3 separate regions of the Homo sapiens genome follow, and all the other regions are linked to region 2. A link is a loop called in an ENCODE intact Hi-C map of the cell type or tissue named here. Cell type or tissue: heart left ventricle. All regions are shown on one strand. Links, peaks and the distances in the headings refer to the core of each region. The heading gives the core; the rest is flanking DNA. Region 1 overlaps MAST4 (microtubule associated serine/threonine kinase family member 4). Region 2 overlaps MAST4 (microtubule associated serine/threonine kinase family member 4). Region 3 overlaps MAST4 (microtubule associated serine/threonine kinase family member 4).

Evidence for each region. A loop is a pair of places that touch in the nucleus more often than their neighbours do. Peaks named below come from ENCODE experiments on the same cell type or tissue, not always from the same donor. Only the 100,000 strongest peaks of a DNase experiment are listed, where the experiment ranks them.
Region 1: a loop joins it to region 2, with 2.6 times the contacts of the local background. A loop is called at or near these places in 16 of 110 quality-filtered maps.
Region 3: a loop joins it to region 2, with 2.2 times the contacts of the local background. A loop is called at or near these places in 9 of 110 quality-filtered maps.

What each region holds. Positions count from the first base shown.
Region 1 is chr5:66,969,487-66,976,045 of GRCh38, reverse strand. All of the region lies in intron 4 of MAST4 (microtubule associated serine/threonine kinase family member 4), which reads right to left. Among named protein-coding and RNA genes, the nearest start is that of MAST4-AS1, 31 kb to the left of the region's middle. In heart left ventricle, for the core only: no CTCF peak of the experiment used is centred there; no DNase peak of the experiment used is centred there.
Region 2 is chr5:66,826,871-66,833,429 of GRCh38, reverse strand. The region is part of intron 3 of MAST4 (microtubule associated serine/threonine kinase family member 4); the gene reads right to left. Among named protein-coding and RNA genes, the nearest start is that of MAST4-AS1, 170 kb to the left of the region's middle. RefSeq lists an enhancer at 3,198-3,699. In heart left ventricle, for the core only: CTCF peaks have their summits at 2,422 and 2,621 (motif pointing right); DNase peaks (open chromatin) are centred at 4,169 and 4,689; H3K4me3 peaks cover 3,106 bases; H3K27ac peaks cover 2,966 bases.
Region 3 is chr5:66,985,200-66,991,758 of GRCh38, reverse strand. All of the region lies in intron 4 of MAST4 (microtubule associated serine/threonine kinase family member 4), which reads right to left. Among named protein-coding and RNA genes, the nearest start is that of MAST4-AS1, 16 kb to the left of the region's middle. In heart left ventricle, for the core only: a CTCF peak has its summit at 3,603 (motif pointing left); no DNase peak of the experiment used is centred there; H3K27ac peaks cover 101 bases.

The DNA.
Region 1 (6,559 bases), core at 786-5,785, 140 kb before region 2:
AATGCTCAGAGGCATCCAACACCTGGAAAGTTAAACAGCATTTTTTTTTAGATGGAGTCTAGCTCTGTCACCCTGGCTGGAGTGCAGTGGTGCAATCTTGGCTCACTGCAACCTCATCTGCCTCCTGGGTTCAAGCAATTTTCATGCCTCAGTCTCCTGAGTAGCTGGAATTACAGGTATGCACCACCAAGCCCAGCTAATTTTTGTATTTTTAGTAGAGAAGGGGGTTTCACCATATTGGCCAGGCTGGTCTTGAACTCCTGACCTCAGGTGATCCACCTGCTTCGGCCTCCCAAAGTGCTGGGATTACAGGCATGAGCCACCGTGCCCGGCCTAAACAGCATTTAAACAGGGAATACATCCCTGGACTGTGGGAAGCAGGACTGGTCATGTTCTGACTCTCTCACTATTTTTCTCCTTTAAGGATGCCCTTGTGTTTCTACCTTACACACACTTGTCCTTAATCTCTCCTGCCACAGTGGTCTGTCTTTTTTAAACTATCATGATGAGCACTCTGTGAGCACTGGTTCTAGTCACTAGGAGGAGGCAGGGGGCCACAGTGAAAGGCGCACTGGGCTCAGAGTTGGAAAAGCTGGTTTAAGTCACTGGGCTCCCTTACTCCTGGGCTCCTTCTTCTGTAACATGAACGTGAAAGTGCTCACCACACTGTCCTCACTTTGTCATTTCAGGGTCCCAGGAAAAACAAGAGAATGCAGTTTACCACTGCATTTGCTTCCTGCAGCAGCTGTAACAAATGACAGCAAACTTGTTGGCTTAAAACAATAGAGATATATTCTCCCAGTCTGGAGGCCAGAAATCTGAAATCAGTGTCAAAGGGCTGAAATCAAGATGTCAATAGGCCAGGCTCCCTGTGAGGCTCTCAGGGAGAATCTGCTCCTTGCATCTTCTGGCTTCTCTGTGGGCCAAATCCCCCTTGGCCTCTCTCACAAGGGCACTTATGATTGAATTTAGGAACTATTGAGATAATCCAGGATAATCCCCCCATCTCAAAATCCTTAAATTAATCACATCTGCAAAGACTCCTTTTTTCCTAAGTAAGGTAATGTTTACAGGTTTCAGAGGTTAGAACCTGATATCTTTGGGGCCACCATTCAGCCCATGACATACATCAGCTATATTAAGTGTTAATGCACAATTCCCAACCCATACTCTTAATTCTTATCATCTCAGCTAGAATAGAAATTCTCTGAAAATAAGAAACAACTCTTATACTTTGCAAATCCCATGAAAGCTTTCAAGGTATTATGTACAGAACAAATAGTTATTTTTTTCCATTTAGAAAATAAAACCCTTACTCTACTCAATTTTTAGTGGCCAGCATTAGATTCCATGGTAAAAAGTTCTAACATAGTCAAGTGTTTCATTTTTTATTTCTAAAATGGCCAAACCTTCTGTTCAGAGAAGCTGGAGACGAAGGAAATGCATCATAAAATGTTTCCACTGTCCGTGACAAGTGCCTTGCAGTGAGTGTCATTTGTAACGCGTTGTTAGTAATACTTCTGAATACTACCAGAACCCAAAGGCAGGAAAACTACTAGAAGCAAAATTGCAACGAACTCCAGACAAACATCTGTAAACCCCTTGCAGTCAGTCTGATTCATCTCAGTGTCATGAAATAGAAAAGCAGTGGCAGCTCATCTGGAAAAGCTTGATGTAGGCTCAAGGTGGGGATGAATTCGTTCATTCATTCATTTCTATAACAAGTAGTTGTTGAGGTCACATTATGTGCCAGATACTAGGGACTCAATGATAACCAAAATAGGCAAATCCCTTGTAATTTGTAGGTTTCATGCTAGTTGGGTAGGATAAATAAACAAATAAATAAATGTTATATATCAGGTGAGATATTCGCTATAAGAAACATCATGAAGCAGTCCAAAAGATGGTGGTGGTGTTCTCATAGAGTGGCCGGGGAAGGCCTTTGATACAGTAACATTTACTATAGATGCTAAGGAAGTGAAGGAGAGCGCCACTCAGGTATCATTTCAGTGTTCCTTTAGCTGCTCTGGACAGCTAGAACATCCTGTGCCAGAAAGTGAGGAGGTGCTCAAAGATTAATTGCATCATGTTAAAAGGACCCAGGAGCCAGCTTAAAGAGCTTCTGCTTCCCACTGATGAATTTTAGGACAACTTGACCAACAAAAAGAGGAATGCTGGTTATAGATTACTACACATCAAATATGTATTTGTCTTCCATTTTATTCTATAGAAAAATGTATGAGTCAATCTTCCTAAAAATGAAGGGAGAGAAAGGAGGGAATATTCTTCAACTGAAGAACACCAATTAATAGAAATAAACAACTGTGACAAACAGCAATGTAATAAATGATTTGAGCAAGGTCATCAATGAAAGCAAAAACCACTGGGTGAAATCTTGTTGTGAAGAGTATATTCATATGGACTAAAAATTTTACCCCAGAGATTACTTAATAAGGTAAAGGCATAGTCACCATAAAGGGAAAATCTGGCAGACACCAGCTTTTGGACTTCCTGGTGTGATGCTATGAGGAGGACATCATCACCTGTTCTTGGCAAATATGTTTAACCTGAATCTAAAGATGACAAAGCCATCAGATAAACTGAAATTGTGGGATGTTCAACAGAAAAGTTGTCTAGTACTGAGGGAAGAAGAAAGACAGTATAACTTTCTCAATTGAAGGAGACTAAAGAAAGAGATACAACAACTCAATGGAACATATGATCTTTAACTGGATTCTGACATAAAAAAAAAAAAACTTTCACAGACACATTTTTTGAAACAGCAGGAGAAAGCTGACATAGCCCATATAATGATGTTCAATTTTAACGCCATAATAATAATATAGTTATATAGGAGAATATACTTATTCTTAGGAGATACATGCTTAAGTATTTAGGGGTGAAGTGCCTGAATGTCTGCAAATTACTCTCAAATGGTCCAGGAGAAAAAAATGTTTAAATACATCTAGGGGCTAAGAGAGAAGGAAGGGGAGAAAGAGCAAATGTGGCAAGTGTTAACTGGTGAATCAAGATGAACATGGTCGTACAATTTTTTCAACTTTTTAAAAACAGGTTTGGGATTTAAAAAAAAGTTGAAGGGGTAGGAAGAGAGTATTTTAGAAACAGGGAATAATCAGCCCTGACACAGGAACATGCTTGAAGTGCTCAAGAAAAGGCAGAGTCCAATGAGGCTAGAGGGAATGAGTGAGACACGGCAGGAAGCCGGATCACGGAAGACAGTGGGCATCCACTGGAAGGTTCTGAGCAGGAGCAGCTCACACCCCACAAAAATCACTCTGAGAGCTGGATGGAGACTGATCATAGGAGGGCAAAGGTTGAACTAAAGCAGGAAGACATGCTAGAAGGCTACTACTACACAAATCTAGGGATAAATGGCAGCGGCTCAGACTAAGGTGGGATAGGAGAGGTGGTCAGCATCGCATATTGAGAAGGCAGAATCAACAGGACTTCCTAGTGGATGATGGCACATGCCCCCAAATCTACACATGTGCACACTGCAAAGATTTTTTAAAGGGAAGAATTACAGGTGGCTTTTGACTCAGAGCTTGATTAAAGTTGAGCCAAACTTGTATTTTATATAAAGAGGAGAGAAAAAAACAATACCACTGTGAGAAAGTAAATGTTCTTCTCAATGTGGGGTATCTCCATAATGTTTTATTAACTGGAGCCAGTAATGATTCAGCTAAGCAAACTGTCAGAGAAATAAGTAGAAAAGCCTAAGAATCCATGAAATTTAGCTCACGTCTTTTTCACCCGAGACTATTAGTACAGCTCTCCCAGTTTCATAATACCTCATCATTCACTATCACTTCAATTAGAATAGGCAACATCCTTGATACAAAGGTCAGGTTTTATAGTTCATTTTGAATGCTGGGTTGCAAGAATGGTATGACACTAATAATAACAAAACAGAACACTCTTCTTGGAACATTTCACATACATTGCCTAGTTAATTCTTACACCACCTCCAAGAGGCATTATTATCTATGTTACTGCTGGAGAAATGACTTTTTTTTTTAAAGTTTTCGCATTTGTATTACTCCTTTTACTGAGGCATCTCTGAGTTTCACATTATCATCACCATCTTATGCTCTCCAAGAAATCACAACTTAATTCTCATATCAACAGGGTGGGTGTTAATGGCTGTATCCATATTTTAAATGTTGGAAATAGGATTTTTAAAATGATGTGAAATGTGTTTTTCTCCTGTCACAAAGAAATGCCTTAACAAAATGGAACATAGGATATAACTTTCCCCAACACACACATACACATGCACCCACACACAGCAAAGTAAATTTTTATTCACCTCAAGAAGATCTACTAAAAAAAGATAACTGTTAAGCCTCCATAGAATAATTTCAATATATTCAAAAACAAAAATTTAATAAGTTACTTAAGTAAAGTAGTCACAATATGTGGCCCAGAAAAGACTACACAGTAATCAATCATCTTGAGCTGTGAGGCCCAAAGAAATGTTTAAGAGTAGATAGTATCAAGAAAGTGTCCGGGCTCCTTGCAAACGGGGTGAGGAATCCTTACTCAGGCCTGAAGAGGCTGGTTTCCTAAAAGGGCTCCCAGAGCCCTCTGAATAACACCGCAATGGTGAGAACACTGTCACCCCCAGGGAAGTAGCAGGCTGGCCCAGGCTGAGGGAACAAGGCACAGGCTGCTCAGACTGGAGTTGCTGGGGCCCACGGCCTGATTTCCAAAGCAAACCCAATTTAACCTTTTTTTGCATCACCTAGGCTCTGTCTAAAACAAAATTTTAAAAAAGTAATATCGGGCTCCACAAGTCAAAACATGCTCCTTATACCCATGAATGCACTCTTAACAGAGGACTAAAACATCTAGGGAACCAAGCAAGAAAGCTCCAGACACAGTAACAAATCCACCTGCCAGTAAATGGAATCTTACACTGTGAATGCAAATGAAAATGACCACAAATTGAAGTCCCGAAGAAATAGAGGCACAGGCTCTCCAACCAGATGCTTGAGCTTGAACCAGACCAGGTCACTTTCTAGACATTGGGAAGAGGGCATAATCTGTTGGTCAAACCTGGAGGTTTTGAAAGTGAAAGGGGAGTGCTTTTGAGCATCACACTGGAAAAAAAGGCATACATCAATCCGCATCTGGGCAAACTGAGATGTGTGGGCTCCATAGATAAATCTGTCTCTGTGCCTTAGTTTTAACATCTGTAAAATGAAGACAGTACCTGCCTCCCAGCCACAGGGTGAAAACTGTGTGAGTTAACATACGTGCAGCACTAAGAACAGTGCCAGGCATGTAGCAAGCTCCCATCAATGCTGGACACTAAGCCGCTGCACATGCAAATATCTAGCTTAGTAATTTCTGCCTTTAACTCAAGTCAGTAGACAAAACAGAAAAGTTAATGTGAAAAGGTGAGTGCATAGATAAAAAACACAAACCATCATGACAAACAACATGGCCCTGGAATGGCTGTCTGGGCCTGGAACATGTAGGTGTCTATACATGGATGAGTCAAGGCGCTGCAGAGACTCAGCTGTGCCAAGACCCCACGGACCTAAAAGCTCTGCTTGCCATCTGACCTCACAAGACTTCATCCCCTAGGTTCTGCAAGTTTATAGAAGATGAGCTTATAATACCCATTTTAAAAATACTATATTTCAGAAAAATCAAAGGAAACAACCTTTCTGCAGTAAGTTTATTATGCTTGCCCTTCCCCATTACTGCTACCCACTTGAAGTCTCCTACCCCACCCTGTCCTCCTCTGGAGCACCGCACACACATCCTCTTTCTTACTAAGCAAGGGAAGCCTCCAGGTGGTGGCACTGGCAGAAACCAGCAAGGGTAGGGTGGAGGGAAGTGCTAAGTGGCCTGTCCACACCACCCCAGTGACAGCTGAGACTGCCAATCTTCCTCATCTCTCCCCAGCCCCACACCCACAGGGCTGGCACCGTGTTCATAATCAGGCTCATCTCTGCTTGGCTGAGCCATTCCTAAGAGTGCCTGCATGACACAGATTTGATCCTATATGACAATTCAGAAATAAAATTCCAGGAATTCATTAAACCATCACATTCACAAAAGCACAGGAACTGGTGTCTGTAGAGTACAAAGAAATTACCATCTGGTACGAGCATCTTCAGATTTTTTCAATGTTCTCCACAAAGTGAAAGGCGGAAAAATAGAATAAAAAAGACAAATGGGACCTCTCATTGTAAAAAGCGAAAGAAACTAAAAGGGTTTAGTGGTTTAGCCGTCAGGTGACTTTCCCAGTCTTACAGGTTCCCTGTGAAAAGGAGACACAAAATCACAACATACTGCCATGTGTTTGGTAAATGCCTATGATGTCTGCCCCTCACCATGGCAACAAGTGAAGTGAGGGGGATTCAGGCAGCCATGGATACCCAGTAACCTTTCCAAGCAGCAACAGGACAAATAGGCCAGCTCTTGGCAAAATGGGACTAGGTGAGAATTACGCTGGATGCCCTCCCTGTTAAGGTGCTGTCTACCTTTCCTGCCCATCACTCTTAGGACCACCATATGCTCCATT
Region 2 (6,559 bases), core at 737-5,736:
ACTCTGGGCTAAAAAGCAGGATGAATAGGAGATGGGTCTGGGTTCAGTGGGGTACCAGACATTTCCAAAATCCAGGTGTGCAAGAAGTTAGGCCTAGCCTCTAGACATACTTTGATGGTAGAATTGACAGGGTTTGGTGACAGGAGTCAAGAGATGGAGAAATCAAAGGTGGGAACTAGAATGACTTGGAGAATTGCTGTTTCACTGACCAAAATACAGAGATGACAACGTTGTGGTTTATTAACAATTACACCAGAGAGCCAAAAGGTGCAAAAGAGGAGCTAGTAAACAAATTTGTTTATTTTACAGTTAAAATCCACTCTTAGAGTATAAAATAGAATTTTTTCTGAACACAAGATTTTGAGGACATGCCATTTTTATCCCCTAAGGATCAGGAAATAGAAACTACAGTACTATATCTATTTCAGAGGCAGAAATTGAACTCCTCCAATGGGTAAGAAACACCACTCGGATATGGCATTGATTTGTCTAATAAACTAAGGACCCACAACTGCAAAAAGTTCATTTGCCATCTGGATACTTCCTGTCCCAAAGAAGTCTCAATGTCTTTCTGGAATTGCTGAAGAACAAAAGTGCTTTATCCCAAAGATGAATTAATATTATCATAAATGTTTCTATTATAATCTTCCAACTAGACTTCTTCCCTATAGCCAGTCAGAGTCTTCAAATGAATATAGACAGAGTAATACTCCCATGTAATGATCCTACTATTGAATTTCAGGTAAAGTGTAAACATACCCATAATTATATTAAGGTTGAGACAGAAGAAACATTGAGACATTGTGACTTGAATATACATTCATGCACCATGAGACAGAGGCAGATTGATGCTCAGTTAGAACATAAGAATCTATCTGCTATTTTGCTTCCTAAAATTGAATTCTAGACCAAGGCCAGCGGAAAATCAGAGCCTAGGCCAGCGTAAGAATGTTATCTTTTTGTTGTTGTTTTAAATAAGGTGGGAAGGGCAGGGGACAGGGGTGGGGGGTGTGCAGTCGGGTTTAGAAGAAAGAGAAGCAAACCAAACAAAAAAAAACCTAAACACACTCACAGATCTAGAAGTCTAAACAATAAACATTTCATTGCTTTTCGTTGATGTTTAACTGCATCATAGAGGAAATTTGGGGAAAACATTTTTTCACATTCTAGCTGCACGTGAGAGTCTGGAAGTGGATGGAAATGGTAATATTTAATTGGGGGGCGTGTGTGGGGAGGTGATCATGAGAAGATGATGCCAGGCAGAGCAAAGCACCAGAGGATGGCAGGAAAGGCATCGTCAGCCGCTCTGGGATGCCCCTCTCTTTTAGTAAGTCATGCCTGCCTTACGATGCCTATTGTTCATTGTTCTCCAGCCTTAGGATCTATCACATTAGGGATAGGGATACTTTCATTAAAACAAATAAAGAGAAACATATAACAGAAATCACTGAAACAATTAATTTCCCTGACAGTTAAAAAATATGATCCACGTATGAGGAATATTAGGCCCAAAAGGAACCAGTTATCCCTTGATGAATTAGACCTGTCTAGAAATTCAAATTGCCCAAAGTACAAGGTCGGCCCAAGCCCATCCATCCATCAGAATTTCCTATGTTTTGAGATGCAATCTGAAAAGTTTTCTAGATTCTAACACTAGAAACCACTGGGGCTGCTTTCTCTCATTCTCATTTCAAAGGCAGTGATTGAAGTGCTATCAGTAGTACTGGAAATATGAATACAGTCCATAGAAAAGATGGAAAAGTGCAGTCACTTAAGATGAACAACTCAGTTGTGCTGCCATTTTATGAGCTTGTCATGATTTGAGAAATTATATGTTCTGACTGAAAATAATTTTTCAAAGTCCAAATTTTAAAAACACCACTAATAGTCTCGTGTTTTAAAAACTAGAGGTACTGAACTTTTTAAAATTGGTCCTAAATACATACTGCATCATTTTATACTAAACACATAATACATTATTGTAAAATTAGATTTGAGAATTAGAATAGTGTATACTCCAGATTTTTGACACTGGGCTTTAAGTTAAAGAGCTGGTTTGTCTCACATACTATGTATCTATTCAATGCACAGATGCTTTTAAAAATAATGTAAACTCCCCTATATTAGCCTGTCATAATGATCCCTGTAAATAAATGTTTACTAGGTTTACTGATAACTGTTCTAACTTAAGGACAAATTCAGACAACAAACATGGTGTATAAATACAACAAGTTCATTTCATAAGCAATGATATGGAATGTTATAGAGAATAGAAATCATCCCTTGGTTTTCAACAATATTTATTGGGTTCCTCCTAGATGCTAGTACATTTATTATATGACCCTTAACTTTAAAGAACTCAACTCTACCCATCTACTTATTTAGTACACTCAAAAGTCATATATTACAGTATGCATTTTACAGAATAATACACAGACACCAAGAGGGTGTGTCAGGATTACCTCACAACACAGGATTGGAGCCAGGAATAGAGATATGCAGGTTTCAGCCTAGCTTTACTAACACAGGTATACCTCATTGGCAGGTTCAAATGTTCCACATAGCTATCTATATTTGTAAATTAATTTTATTCTTAAATTCACTAGGTGGCGTTACTCTTATGAACTCTACAGTGACATGTGTGGTAATACAAATACATAAAGTGTGTATTCTGTAAATAGTTTCCCTACAGTGGAATTTCTAAAAACAGCTACTCTATGTAATGTCTTTCTTTAAATGTTAGATGCAATGGGAGTAAAAGCAAAATAGGTTTTGTATTAAGCCACAGTAAAGTTGTAACCATGAAGTGGCAGAACTTTCAAGCACTTTTATGTTGTTATTTTTCACAGCATGAAGACTTATCTCATCCAGAAGAGAAAATATTCCTTATCCATTATACAGAGGACGGCAGGTGTAGAAAAAGTATATTAAGTACAATAAAAACCTAGCACTCTAATAATATATTAGCAAGTATTCCTTTGTTTTGTAGCAAATATTTTAAATAGAAAATAGCTCCATTATTTTAATTAATGAAAAATAATGATTCCTTTATTTCTAAAATTAAAGGCCCATGAAAACCATGCCCCTCACAAGCACTATATGCTTCAACTATCTCCTCTGAAGTTGTGATAACAGACATATTACAGAAATAACAAAAACTTAAAAAAGGAATTTCTTCTGAAAAACATTTTCAGATCATTTAAAATGAATTAAAGGAAAGAGAAAACTCACAGAAGAATTACTATCCAGTCACTAATAATCTGAACTATTCAGAGTTTAACAGAGTTAATCATCTTTTTAACAAAGAGCCTTTCCATATTTAACAACTGACCCCAAAGAGGACGTGGACACAAACAGCTGTGCATTACCAGAACTTTATAGAGGTGATGAAAACAAAGAAAAGGAAATCCACAGCAGTGACTAACCACACTGTGCATTCAAAAACAATGACCACACTGAAATTCATTAAGGAGGTAGTCTGTTTACTTAGGTTTGAACAATAGATGGTATGTAACCCCAACTTCTCTAATCCCTCTTTTGTTTAGCTGCAAATAATCCTTTCGTTGCCTATATTAATATTATAGTAATATGAATATTAGTATTAATAATTGATACTTAGAACAAAAAGCAGACAGCTAGACCAGCTGAAATTCAAAGACTTAATATTAAGGAAACATTTCTAAATGTGCTGTATATTCTGTATTCCAAGCATTTTTTTTAATATCAAAATAATATATAAGAGTTTAACAATGGCTAATGATTAGATTCTTTCACAAAGAAAAATATCACTTATATACAGGACAAAGAGTTATGCAGGAGTTAACCATACTAATGTTGAACATACTTATGTTCTGGCTTCCTTAAACTTATAAACTGCCAAGCAGATGTTTTGTTGTTGTTGTTTTTTCCAAGTTTTCTGATTTGCCAAGTTTTAACTCAGAATGTATTTGTACAATAAAGTCAGAGTAATTTCATCAGAGAAACTTGGGTACAAAAAAGCAAGGCAGTGAGTTACATATCTTTTCTCATCTCAACATAAACAAATTACAGCAAACTTTGAGCTGCCAGCAAAAACTTTCATTTCACTGACGGGGAAAATTCCCAGCAGCTGCACACAACTGCAAGGCGATCAGACAGATGCCGCCGAGCGGAGGTTGATCCCGACACAAAACTGAGTCCTGCGTTCCCAGAATTGAAAGGAGTTGCTACCCCTCGACAGACTTCCCAGACACTTGACGGCATGCCAGATCAGTGCATCAGCTGTCACTGCCAGCCACAATTTAACTATTCTTGAATAACCAGTAGAAAAACAAACCACCAAAGTGTCAAACTAAAAGTCATATCTATTGTCTCTGACAAAAGCAGCTTCCTCACTGAACCCTGTGATGTGTCATACCTGTAACCAGAAACTCCGTATAGCGTTGCCATGTAGATACTAAGAATTATGCACATATTCGTGCCCAGTAAAGGAATGACAAGGGAACTTTGAAATCCTCAATGGCTGGCCACTGACAATGCTACATGTCAAGAATGGAGCAGTCTCCTACCTGGAGCCCTCTTCGTCTTAGAATGCTGGACTCATCCATCTCACCCTCTGCTTTCTCTGAGCCTCTCACAACAGTCTAGCCATGCTGTACTACCTCTACTTCAGCACGCTAATTCAGAGCCCGGCAGCTGCTAAACACTTACATCACGCTCTAGCTGATTGGAGCCCGGAGTCAGCTGGTCCAGCTTAGTTATTCACTCCAGCAACTTCGGAGATCACGGATGCTTGCAGTTCGGTGGGAGAGAGCAGCAAGTGGGCTCAGACACCTAATGCATTTATCCAGGTGGAGGAGGCTCTTGCTATTAGACAGGAAATCGTGAGATCCTTGTTTTCTCTTCTTCAGAATGCTGGCTGTGGCATTTCAGGAGACCACTAAATGGCTTTCGGCAGTAGCTTTGGGTCAAGCCCCATCTGAAGCAACTATAAGGTCACAGTGGCTAAGTAAATCAGCGGTGACAGACACCTCTGTAAAAGGCAGCCGCTGACTGGGATGGTGAAAAACTAGGGCACAGCTGGTCAGCCAAGCAGCACCACTATGCCTGGCGCTCATCTCTTCCAAAGGCATCAAAGAAAACAAAAATGTAGCAGAACACACATGCTGCCTGCAAACCTGAAAACGGAGGGCTCAGGGCAGCTGCTCTCCAGCCACCAAACCCTTTACACCTCCCAGCATGAAAGCCCATTCATTTACATAAATACCTGCCCTTCAGTTCCTACTAGCTCAAAGACAGAAACAGTTTAATTTCCCTCATGATAATAACTTAGTTCTGCTGATACCTGACCAAAATGTAAAAAGGTTGGGTGGAGGGGATTCTAAGAGCCATCATTAGTTGGAATATTTAACCTATGTATAGTGTATAAGCAGCTAAAGAAAAAATTCCCATCGTGCAATTTCACAGTCTGTCTCAGCTTGTTTACTCCGTTCATCCTCATCTTATCTCAATTGAAAGCAACCAAGAGATGAATATTAAGTTTTCATTACTGGCATGGCACAGGAGTAACAACATACGACACTACCAATTCATAATAAATTATTCCTCCTTGGTGTCTATTCTAAAGATATTTAAATTGAGAGAATAGTTTGATCCTGAGAGAGATACAAGGACCAACTGTACTTTGTCTAAGAACGACCTCTTTCACTCTATCCATTAGAATAATTATTTTTCTTGAAAGTTAGGAAGACAGGTATAAACATTTTTTTAAATCACTAACTCCTGGATTTTACTTAACCCAGTTATCTAGTGATGTTTAAATGTGGGAGAGGGGAAGGAAGTGTCTAGTGGTTCCCTACCCATTCACCTGCTATTCCACTGGTTTTCCATCTCTTTCTGTCTGTCAACACACTAATACGCTTGCTCTCAATTGATTAGATTATGTCATTAAAAATAGCTCAGGGATTTATGAATCTAACCACTGAGGAAAATTGATTGCATTTTATGTTCCCAAACGGTCTTTGCATATATCTCCAGACATACAAAGAGGAGCCTGTCAAGAAATGCCACCCCAGCAGAGAAGGGTGTCAGGGTGTTTTTCCACTTAGGCATGTTGATTTGATACCACTTAAGGAAGAAAACCCCAGAGAGTTTTTAGCTCTCGCTTATATGTGGAGGAGTAATATCATCTCTAAAGCAAAATACAGCACAAAAACTGGTCATTCTTCAAGTCAAAGTGTATCAACGAATTCTAGCACAAATGAATTTTTAAAAAAGATTTTTAAAACTACGTTTTTTGTTTAAATCAAAGGACAAAAATAAAAGAAACAAAAGCCACTTAAGAGAGGAGAAAGGGCCAGCCTTGTTCTATCTTTTGGCAATCTGTAATGCTGGTGGAGAACAGACCCCCAACCTTCACAGGCTCACCTGCACTTTAATCTGTTCCTGCAAAGAGAAAATCTGGCTCTTCAGTGAAAACGAAGGGAACGACAATTGTTGCCTGCTTTCTATCTCAAGTCACCCTCCTGAGAGAGGAGCACAGAAAGTTCCCTGAATGTCAAGAGTTGTTTTAGACAAAGCC
Region 3 (6,559 bases), core at 881-5,880, 160 kb before region 2:
TCAGATACTGCCAGAGTCCTTTCTCTCCCCTTTCAAAATAATCATTTTTCTATTTATCCTTTGTATCTAGTGCTATAGCTTCAGAAACATTACTGCAAAAATCATGGCTCGGAAAGATCCATCCAGTGATTTTGTCCCAGAAACAGGATTGGATATACTTCAGTGAGCTGCCAGGTATCTGTAAAGCACCTAAAACTTGAGGTATTGTCTGTTACTTTCAGCTTTACTGGGGAGTGAAGTTCTTTCAGCTTTATTGTGGAGTGAAGCCTGCTGCACATAATGGAGAACACTGGCCCAGTCACTCAAATCACAAAGGCTATTTCGTATGTGCTTCAAAGATATAAGACAGGTAATATTCTGGGTGAGTCTAACACTCATCTATCAACATGGGACCCAGGGGTTATGCCCATCATATAACATGTAAGTATCCAAACAAGGGCAATTTTCGAGGAGAAAGGAAAAAGAACTCTTGGTTCTTTTTTGGCATTTCGTAAATATGAGCCATACCAAAACTACTGAATTTTTTTCAACTTGCTACTCTCCAAGGGAAGCAAATGAAAGAACAAGTGGGAAACAGTGAACAAATGAATAGACCAGAATATGCAAACCAGCCAGCCAGTTTTTCTAATGGCAAAGTATCAGCAGACTGTTTCATGCCTGTAGTCTCTGTAACATCCCTTCTCTCAAACCACTGATACTTCAGAGCAGTTTAGGACAGAATTTCTTCTTTGAGTGTGGTAGCAATTTAAGGTCCTAAATTTCAGAGTCATTATTTTTGAGAAGCTTTCACTCAAATAATTCTGAACCTATTTTTTTAATCCAAAGAATCAGCCTTTCATAGGGAATAACTAAATTCATAACTATTTCTCTAAGAAATAGTCCAATAAATAAAACTATATCTGTTTCCCCAAAGAAATCACATGTACTCTATCTGTCAGATTCCAGGAAACTCTAGAACATATTTACACCTATAAGCTTACAAGTCAAGTAACTTAAGAAAAAGTCTCATAGAGAAACATGACCAGGTAAGTTTATCAACAACTGAGACAAGTAATACAGAATGCTCATATGACTCTTTAAATTTGAATATAAACTAACTTAATACATAGCTTTTTTGTGATGGGGAGACAAGGCTTCTGTCTCCCAGGCTGGAGTGCAGTGGCATGATCGTAGCTCACTACAGCCTCGATCTCCCTGGATCAAGTGATCTTCCCACCTCACCCTCTTTGGTAGCTGGCACCACAGGCATATGCCACCACATCTGATTAATTTTAAAAAATTCTATGTAGAGACGAGGTCTCCCTATGTTTTCCCAGGGTGGTCTTGACCTCCTGGGCTCAAGTAATCCTTCTGCCTCAGCCTCCCAAAGTGTTAGGATTATGGGTGTGAGCCACCACACCCAACCTAGACTATATTTCTGAGGTTTATTATAGTTTCTAGTTCTGTGATCTTGGATAAGTTACTTAACCTCTAAGTACCTTAGTTTCCTATTCTGTAAAATGGGAATAGTAGTACTTACCTCATAGGACTGTTGCTAGGATAGTTAGTATTTTTTAAGTATTTAAAATTTCCAAACAAAATCAATAGTTTCTAAGGCCATATACATTTTTAAAGAGGTCTTTAAAAGAAAACAAGCATGAATAATAGAAATCCATCGATAATTCATAAATTTTATTTTATAAAATTAACTTCTTACCACACTGACTCTTCCATAGATCTGTCAACAGCTGGCAAATTCTAAGTCTCAATCCTCTGTGTCTCCCTGTGAAACCTGTGAGGGCTTGCCGGAGAGCACAGAAATGCCCTAAGGTGGAGATCAAGAATAAAGCTACAAAAGCACATTTCTCAGCTCATTTATTTATGTGTCTGGTCTCTGAATATTCTGCCATTGATTACAAATTTTAAAATTTAAAGAATGAGATGAAATAAAAATCCTTTAAAACAGAGATTTAAGATAGTTTTAAAGTTCCTTTATATTTTTACTAAATAAAACTACCATATTTTATATATTCTAGAAAAATGTTTTATTCTTCTTGGATTGAAAAAAAATTTTGCTTAGTGTGACTGTGTTGTTTATTGAAAATTCTTGGAAACTCCCTGAAGTTTGTCCAAAACTATATTTCTTTCTGTAAGGGAGCTGGTTTCAAAATGTCAGTGGGGAAAAAATTATGCTTCACCATATTCACAGGGCTCTGCTTGTTTGTGGATAGGGGTTTTGATCAAAGCCACAGACCTGCATTCCTGCTGTGCCTCCATTCCTGAATACCACAGACTCTGCCCAGTTTGCTTGAATGAATTCTGAGCTGCCACATGCCTCAGTGAGACAGTGAAAACTTCAACTCATCAATGACTGGGTCAAACCACTCTGAAGACAAGCAGCTCTCCCACGTGCTCAACACTAGGACTATTTCTGAAGCCTTGATGAGAATAACTGACTTCCTGAAGGGAAAGTAAGGAGCCTAAACCTGATTATGAGCAAGGAGGTATAAGGAGGGGCAGGTGCGGTTTGAAAAATGCTTCTGTGAATCCTAGAGAAGAGGCAGGATCCAAGGCCATTTAACAACGTGAAGGTCCTAGAAACTTACCTTTGGAAGCCCCATCTGACATACTACCAAACAAATTAAAACACACCAACATCCCACATTACCTTTTTTTCCTCTAAAATATAAGTATTTTATATTTTCACTTCAAATCTCAGTAATCCTCACACACACTGGGGAATTCTCATGAAGTACAAAGATCTAAAATAGAAATTATTTTCAAATACGTTTTTGTGAGCATTAAATTTAACAATTAATGAAGTTGGTATATTATGTTTACAAATATGTCTTATTTCCCTGAATAAAGCTGTAAGCCACAATCTGATTCTAGAAACGTTAAAATGTGAACCATGTATGTGTTCCTGGGTAAATTATGGTATAAATTTTGATTCTACAGTTTTCCTGTTGTAGTTTTCAACCAAAATATCTCTCATCTTTGTAGACTCAAACTTGTCAAAATTCTGTGAATGTCTCTTCGTGCTTGAGAAACTGGGCATAAGTGGAAAGGCAGTATTGTACAGTGCTTGAGAACATAAATCCTGGAGCCACTGCCCATGTTTTTAACCACAATATCAGTAGTTTCTAGTTCTGTGATCTTGGATAAGTTACTTAACCTCTAAGTACCTTAGTTTCCTATTCTGTAAAATGGGGATAATAGTACTTACCTCATAGGACTGTTGCTAGGATAGTTAGTATTTTTAAAGTATTTAAAACAGTGTCTAATATTCCAGAAATGTTAGTCATGTTACTGTTATTTTATACTAACAGATAAAATAGTTCTGGAAGAATCACTCACTTCCCCCAACAAAGCTGCTTGCCCATTGGAAGCTGTCTTGAAGGAACTGGTTGAACCCCAAATTTCAGGCAGATACACCCATATATCAAGCCCTGGTCCAATATCCTTAATTCTACCTTTTCCTTCCCAAAGTTTTTTCTCTAAAAGAGGAAGAAGGGTAATCCCAATGCTAAGGATAACCCCCTTCAGATTAAAGGTCAGTGACAGAATCAGAGAGATGAAGCACGTTTTCTTTCCCCAGAATAAATACTAGAGTCTCTTCCCTCTAGTGGCTGAAGTATACAATTACAATGCCCCCAGCCAACTGTCATTCTTAAAATCTGTTGTAATGGAAATAATTCAGAGGATGGTAAACTTAAGTGAAAAGTCAGCTTTAGGCCAGTGGAGAGCTAGGCACAAAACAACAAAACATTGAGTTTTTTTTAAAATAAAGCAGTATTAAACATTTGCACAGCGTCATAATTATTAACCTCAGCATCACAAAAAGAGCAACTTTAATTAAACGCAACCACGTTGTAACTATTTCACACTTCCATGTCCTAACTATAGTCAGTGTAATCCTAACTACAGTCAGTGTAATCCACATAATAAATAGCTTTTTGTTTCCCTAAGTTTTTTAATGGATGGGGCTCATTAGTTTATATAATCATCCCTAAAACTAGGACAGCACTAGCACTGTCACTCTGCAGTAAAATATTAATCCTACCAAACCAAATATTTGACATGATCTGTACGGCTTGAAATATTTTCCTTAAACCATTAACTTCTCAGTGGTATAGGGAGACAAAATAAAGAGAAAGAAAAATACCACATTTTTTCAGTACAGTTTTGTTACATAAGGAACATTTTACAAAGGAAACTGGATTTTCTTTAGGAGTATTGAAATTAAACACCATACTTTAGGGACCATTTCTCAGTCTGTTACTAGAGAAGTTTCTCTGAACCTGCAGAGCACCTAAAAAAAAAAGTAGAAAAAAATTACAAAAAAAAGGGTATTATAATTATTTTTGAGCAGTTTATGTCCTAAGCCATTTCAGGCATCCAGGCCTCCAGCTCATCTGAAAACTTCTGATTTTCAAAACACATTGCACATGACTCATCAGCATACTCTATATGCTAGATACTGATGAAGGAGGGTTACACCAAATCAACTGTAAAAGTGTGACTCCTTTTTCGTCTGTAAAGTCACTTAAGAAAGCAAAAACATGTCACCTTCAAGACACAGAAGAGCTTCTGAAAACAAGGCTCTCGTTTCTTTCACATAAACTTTACACATACTTATATACATATTTGACTTAAAAAAAAACCTCAGCTAAAATATGCCCATTAGAAAAACATTTATTCTTTCAGGCTATTAAATATACAAGCATTGAGGAAGATTTGCTCTAGCACATGCAACACCATGAAGAATCTAGTAAGTTTATATAATCTTACACTTCTTTAAGATTTTGAGAGATAAGAGCATACACATGTACATGCATATTTGTTTGAAACAAAATATAGACACGTTTAGCTGGACGTGGTGGCTTATGCCTATAATCCTGGCTTCTCAGGTGGCTGAGGTGGGAGCATTGCTTGAGGCCAGGAGGTCAAGACCAGTCTGACCAACATAGCGAGACCCTATCTCTAAAAAATAAAAAATTAGCCAGGCATGGTGATGTGCACCTGTAGTCCCAGCTACTCAGGAAGTGGGAGGATCAACTGAACCCAGGAGCTTGAGGCTGCAGTGAGCTATGATCGTGTTACTGCCCTCCAGCCTGAGCAACAGAGTGAGACCCTGTCTCAAAATAAATAAATAAATAAATATATATATATATATATAAATTCATACATATATATTTTTAATATATATATGTCTATATGGAAAGACAGAGAGAAAGTACTGGAAAGGAAACAATATGAGCTTTGGATATGTTTTATTTAATGTGGTGGCAATTCATCCAAGGGGTGATGTTCTCCCAGCATTTGGACACACAGGGCTAAAAATAAACAGAGAAAAAGACAGAGTGATATGATGCACATTTACAGATTTTCTTTCTAAAATAAAGAGCAAGTATTTCTCTGTGTAACAACATATGGATCCATACTTTCTATAAAAGTCAAGTCCCGCTTGGGCTCAGTTTCCCTTTCCAGACTCTGCACTTAACACTTCTTCCTTGCCCTTCCCAGCTCTGTGCTCCCCAGGGACCTGCCCTGCACTCTGCTCCCACTGTGACCCTGCCCTCCCCAGCAAGGGATGCCTCGCTACCTCCTCCTCTCTTCCTCATAGACAACTTTTCAAACTTCTACATCCTGGTGAAATGGAATTAGACAGAATTAATCCTCTTTCCTCTGGTCTGTTATTATATTACAGCTGTTTTTGTCTGTTTTCCTTGAGGGAAGGTCATGGGTCACCCATCTTGGTATCCCAGCCTCTACCGTGGGATCATTATTGGCAATCAATATATGTTTACAGGATGAATGAGTAGTTCTACACACTGTGCTGTCTACATGTAGATGACTTGAGTCTTTTTTAGAAGTAGGTGAGATGCAAGGAGTCAATGAAGCTCAGGTTTCCCTTGTTGCTATACCACCTGCTGGAGTTTTCACTACTATGCTAAATACATTGCCATTTTATTTTTTCTAATTCAACGACATAGGAAGCAGCCCCACATATGAAAGTTATTTTTACCTTCTCTGCCTTTGTTTTGATTCCCTTTCCCACCCCATACACCCTTGTTCCACTTACCCCAAAACCTAATCTTTCCTCTAAGCCCAACCTCGTATCTTACCTACTTCAAAGTCTCTTTCAGCTATACAGACACACACAAGCAGGCTACAGGTTAAAGGAAAATAAATAGGTAGGTTATAAAATCATTCCAGGCCTACTGCTCAGATAAGGCAGGCACTAAAAATAAACCTGATTTGGTAACAAAGAAGGGAAAGGCATCAAAAAGGAAAGTTCTTCCGTACCTTTCAAAGATCCAGAACTCCAATTTGCCCAGCAGGAAAATCTAGGGCCCCTCAAGCTGCTGGCATGTTAAGGGCCTTTGTCTTTGATTGAACATTTCTTCCAGCACCTGCATTCTACCTTCTACTCACCTACCTCTCCTGAACCCTCCCCAAAATGGTCCTTTAATTCCATGGTCTGTGCACAGATGGGCAGAGACCTTTCAGCATCTGACATTTCATATCCTCCTAATGAAGGATCAGCATCACTCCACACAGAAGACCACTCTCCTGT